Linked DNA regions of Mus musculus: region 1 is linked to region 2. The links are chromatin contacts, found by Hi-C or POLR2A ChIA-PET in ENCODE. All regions are on one chromosome and are shown on one strand. Each heading gives the region's core, a stretch centred on a gene start or an enhancer-like site at or near the end of the contact. The rest is flanking DNA. Distances are from core to core; before and after follow the strand shown.

What was found. A loop is a pair of places that touch in the nucleus more often than their neighbours do. ChIA-PET counts read pairs that join two places held with the same protein, here RNA polymerase II (POLR2A).
Region 1: a loop to region 2 is called in a map of gastrocnemius, with 4 times the contacts of the local background. The contact joins two enhancer-like sites. A Hi-C loop is called at or near these places in 6 of 37 maps with a recorded cell type or tissue (gastrocnemius and heart). POLR2A ChIA-PET finds 5 or more read pairs at or near these places in 1 of 5 experiments (Patski).

The regions. Positions count from the first base shown.
Region 1 is chr1:82,282,623-82,285,322 of GRCm38, forward strand. The region is part of intron 1 of Irs1 (insulin receptor substrate 1); the gene reads right to left. Among named protein-coding and RNA genes, the nearest start is that of Irs1, 7.5 kb to the right of the region's middle. Within about 2 kb of position 1,378, at least 3 of the 3 ENCODE cell types and tissues checked have a DNase peak (open chromatin) inside an H3K27ac peak, as active enhancers do; they include gastrocnemius, where a contact is called at or near this core.
Region 2 is chr1:82,242,588-82,245,287 of GRCm38, forward strand. The region is part of intron 1 of Irs1 (insulin receptor substrate 1); the gene reads right to left. Among named protein-coding and RNA genes, the nearest start is that of Irs1, 48 kb to the right of the region's middle. Within about 2 kb of position 1,341, at least 1 of the 3 ENCODE cell types and tissues checked has a DNase peak (open chromatin) inside an H3K27ac peak, as active enhancers do; it is gastrocnemius, where a contact is called at or near this core.

The DNA of each region.
Region 1 (2,700 bases), core at 128-2,627, 40 kb after region 2:
CCTGTTGAGAACCTGGCCAAAAACAAATATCTGAAAAATACAGTCATTCTTTCTCAAAATCTTGGTAAAGGGGTACCCCATATTGTCTTCTAGCGTTCTAATGATTCAGAAGATGCAATGTGCAAGCTGTAGCCTACACTCCTGAGTTCCTTCACAAGGGGGTGGGGAAGATCAATTTTCCTTGATCTTATCCAGCTCATGTGCTTTGTAAACAGCAGGTGCTCAATAAAGTGTATATTGTTAGTTACTGGAAAGAGCCTCGGGCTCTTTCAAGGAAAAGCAGTCTTTCTCCCTGAATGACCCTTTAACAACCTTTGTGTGTCCTTCTCCCTTTTAGCAAGAAACATAAATGTGAGAACCATGACCTAGCTCTGTCAATTCCACACCATGTGCTGTCTGCCACTCGCTCCTGCGTGCAGACTGGAGACGGGAAGGTGAAGGAACAGCATCGTAGTAAACCATAGTAAAAACAGGAGGAAAACAAAATGGGGTATGTCACATGGTCACGGCCTGATTTTTTTTTTTTTCCTCAATTAAAAAGAAGAGGAAGTGTGGTGTTTCCGGCCTCCGTCAGCCCGCTGCGGAGTGTTTTTCATTCTTATGAGTCTGGCAGAGATGCTATAGAGACGGAGCGCATCGCATCTTAGACTTGGGGGCGGAAGGACCTGGATGAGCTCTGCAGCACCCACAAGGGTGAGCGAGCTTTCCCAGCGAGGCCCCAGCCTACCCCGCCCCCGCCCCGGCCATCACTCATGCTGATTGGCTCTTACAGGAGCCAATCGGCACCCGGCGCCCGGCCCGCCGTCCTAAGGGGCGGAGGCTCGGCTGCTACCGCCAACCTCGAGGCCTGGGAAGGGGCCCTGTATCCCCGAGGACCGAGCCAGGCGGGGGCGGGAGCCTGGAGGGCCTCCGGGGCTGTCTCTCTCACCCGGGGCGGGAGGGGTCTTGGAAGAGGGGGGTCCAGAGCCAAGCAAAGAGGGGGCAGGCAGGAAGCGGAGGTGAACCCAGGAAAAGGGAAAGTGCCAGGGCTCGCGGGTCCGCGCCAGCTCCAAAGGCCAGGGGGCAGGGAGCATCGCGGGAAGGGGGGAAAGAGAGGCAGCTGTGGAAGCATGGAATCCTGGAGGTCGCAGTAAGGAAAAACAGGGACTGAAACGAATGGTAAAATCCTCTTTTTAGAGGGGCCTTAACAAAAGGATGAAAAAAAAAAAAACAAAAACAAAAACAAAAAAACCCGAAGGGATGACTCCAGTCTGTGTCAGCAAAAGTGTGCTCTGTCTGCCAAGCTTCAGTTTCAACAGTAAAGTCAAATCTAAGGCAAATGCTGGTTAAAGGTATCTAGATGGGCATGCTGAAGCCTAGGAGGTCCTTTTAGCTTTCCACTTTGGGCTCTGTGTTAACCCAGTGCAGACAGTAGGCCACAATGACTGTACTATTGACTGGACCATGCACTAGGAGGTGGGGACAAAGGGAATGGGGAGAAAGGGGTGCTCTTTCCACAACACAATCTAGCAGTTCAGAACTAAGTTAGTTGGAGGTGACCCTGACATGCATCAGAGAAAAGAGACACGGAAAAGATTGTTGTTCAATCTGTCAAATCCTGTGCAAGGGAGCTAAATGCTTCACAAATGGCTCTCCTTGAGCTGACATTGAAACAAAGTAAACAAGCTGAGATGTTTAAAAGAGGGGCTCAGAGAACGCCTGGCGCGCGCGCGCGCGCACGCACACACACACACACACACACACACATACACACACACACACACACACACACACACACACACACACACACCCCTTGTGGCAACTGTATTCCTTTAACCTTGTTTCAGGTTTGTTTGGTTTTTTTGTTTTTCCTAAGACAAGCGAAGTAGCAGGACAGCAAGGCAGGGGAGGTTAAAACAGCTAACTGATAAACTCACGGTAAGCAGAAGCTGTTTGCCACTAGCAGATCTGATTCTGCTCGGCCTCTGATGATAACTGACTAGCAAACAAAACCTTTAAACTTAGAAAAAGCAAGCACAATTGAGGGTGTACAGCACCAAGCAACACTAGGTGCTCTGCTTAAAGCACACAACACACACACACACTCTCTCTTAAAATTTCCGTACACATTGTACAAGCCTGCTTCTGTCATTTGCAAAGAATGATCTATTGCTATTCTGTAACAGACATGACTGATTTTTCTGGATTATCATATTTTTCCCTAAGAAAGTTAAAAATGAAAAGCTACGCATTAAAGTTCAGGGAGGGGAAGGATTTTTGTGGGGTGTGTATTTGTGTGTGTGTTCTCTACATAATCAGGGTTTTCTTTTAAATACCCTTATAAAACAATGAGGGTGCATTCCATTTGGTCACTTCATTTCCTCCAAAGACAAAACACTGCTTATTTTATTTTGTAAAACCAAATTTATAGGAAGTAAGAAAGTAAATGGGGGTGTGTGCGTTCTTTTTTCCTTCATCTCCTATTTTACTGGATCTGTTTGCTTCGTGTTCCTCCTACTTTATGAAGTATGCAGTTTGACAATGCAAGTATTGCAGGAGTCCCAACCCTCAAAAGCCATGTTAGAAATAAACAAGAATTTTATGTTGGCAAACAATACAAAAAAAAAAAAAATCTGTGTCCCAGTAATGAAAGCAAACATTGAAATAAGTAACAAATCCAGTAGGTGCTTTTTTAACATACCACATAAAACTTGGGTTTTA
Region 2 (2,700 bases), core at 91-2,590:
TCCATTCCTCTGGCTTCCACCCCATTGCTGCTGCTGCTGCAATAGTAACACCTGGTATGACTATTTCAAAACTCACATCTTCTAGAATGTTGATATATTGATGCTCATCTACAACATACCCTGAGAAAACTTTTTTTTAAACCATTCCTCAGTCTAGTAAACAAGCCCACCAAATTAAAGAATAGCAAATCCAAACACACCAGTTGCAAATGGCATTGCAGTTCTTGCAGCGAACAGGTATCCCTTAGTTATAACACTTGTTACTACACAATCTGAGATGGGGACATGGAAGTGTCACTCTACTTGCTAGACTTGCAACACTAATAGGATCCTGTGACTGACAGTCAGAACTCTGACAAAGTACCAGAGAACTAAACAGCACTCCAGAGCATTCCTTCTGCCAGCCCTGCCAACCATCCACGTAAGGAAAAGGAAAGCTATGACCAGAGAGATTCAAAAGTTTGGTGCACAGGAGAATCTATTTGGGCTTTAGAAGGTGCGGTTGGGAAGTATCAAGGCAAGCTGGAAGCAGGTGAAAATAGAGAGTGTGAAAGTACTGTCTATTCTAAATCCTCCTGGAGATCACACCAAAAGAAAGAAAGAGTGGAATGAAGGTTAGAGGTAAGGACTGAGATAGTGCTATTTGATGTTGGAAAATGGAAAGGCATTTAAGCTCCAGAAAGAAAACTTCTTTTCAAACTGGCCAAGACTGAGCTGGCAAGCCTGGGTTCCATGATCTTAAATGGCAAAGGGTAACCAAGCAGGCCAAACCAATGCTTTAATGGACCTGCCTAAATACCACTCGTGCCTGCTGCCAGTCACATGGGGAGAATCGAGCTGGAGAAAATAACAAGGTTGCTGGCCAGACCTTGACGGGCACAGAGTTGCCAGGGAGAAAATCCAGGATGGAGTGCCAACATGTGAGAGGCCATCTCGCTCCAATTCCTCCTTTGTCGCCACAAAAGACCTGGCAGGGCTGGTGACTTCAGGAGACCACCAACGAAGAAAGCCAAGCTTTATTAAAAGGACATATCAAGATCTACTAAGGAGGCAATGGAGCCATTTGGTTCCTCTGTGGCCTGCTAGGGTGAGTGCTGCCATCATGGGGGAAGGGGGAGTTTCTTCCCTGGCTTGCATGAGGCTCTGGAAACTGCTCAAAATAATTAAGGATGAGAAAAGAAATTTAAACAGAGATGCTCACTTCTCAGTAAGGAAAGGTTTGGAGTCAATCATGGATTAAATAAAACTCAAAAACAAAATATTTTAAACTGAAGCTAGAGAGATGGCTCAGGGGTTAAGGACACTGGGTGCTCTTTCGGAGGGGGGGGCAGTTTGAATCTCAGCACCCACATGGCAATTCACAACCATCTGTAACTCCAATTCCAGGGCGTTGGTCACCCTCTTTGGCCTCTGTAGGCACCAAGAATGCATATGGTGCACATACCGTGCAGGTAAAACACTCATAAACATAAAATAAAAGTAATTTTAAAATCTTCTAAAGTTACTTTTAAAAAGTCATTTTGCATTCCTTTAATCAATTAAGGGGGAGCACAATAATAAAGCAAATGGCACCGAAGGCATAATAGTGCTCCTAGAAATCGGTAAATCAAAATGCCTTCAATGTTTCCATCAATACCGTACGTTACTATGATTAATAAATTTTGACAACTTGACCAATCTAGAATCACCAAGGAGACACACCACACCTCTGTGCATGTTGCTGAGGAACTTTCTCGACAGCCTAAATGTGGACTTGAATCCAGGAGTGAATGAAAAGGATACAGGGAGCTTAGCAACAGTATCCATCCCTCTCTGCCTCCTGACTGAGGATGCCACAGGACCAGCTGCCTATTGTTCCTGCTTCTGGAACTTTCCCACCATGATAGACTATATCCCTGAATCATTATCCTAAAAGCAACCTCTCCCATCCTTAAGCTGCTTTTGCCACAGCAATAACATAAGTAATATATATGTCCACACACACGACAGAATCAAAGCAGCAAGACTTAGAAAACTTTCTCTAAGGTACATGCAGGACCGAAAGTGTCATGGGCAGGAATTCTTTCACATTCATGGTGTTGTTTCGACAACATTATTCTCTCTTACTAGAAGTACATTCTAATTAGTTCTGAGGTTTATATTGAAACATCATATCACTTTTTGGGTTAGGGTTTTATTTTGTTTATAATGGTCAGAAATACAGGACACAGAGTTTATAAATCTGGCTTGGATACAAACCAATGGATTTGAATTCCACCATGGCCCCCTTTTCAATGTGGTGTAGAGAGAGCAAAAATGTCTGCAACGCAGTTTCTGTAATTGGACAAAAGGGAAGGATGTGGACCTATTGCCACAAACCTTTCTTTGCTCTTAAACACTAAGTAAGTTTCTCATGTGTGCTCTGTCCCTGGAGTCTGATGGCTCCAGGAAAGCAAAGCCCTGACCGGGCATGTGAGGAAGTGTCCGGATACCCAGTTGCTTCACAACCATCATCAGATTTTCCATAACAACGTGTGAATGAGGCTCAGAACAGACATTCACACAGAGGGCCCTGGATCTGCAGGGAACTGAAGTAACAATCGTTACCACAACTGACATCACTTTTGGCAGCTAGAGAAATAGGAAAACCTGTGTTTAATCTATTTCCTGATTGCTGCAAATGTGAGCCTGAGTCCCCGGTATTATGGTTGTGGTTGACTT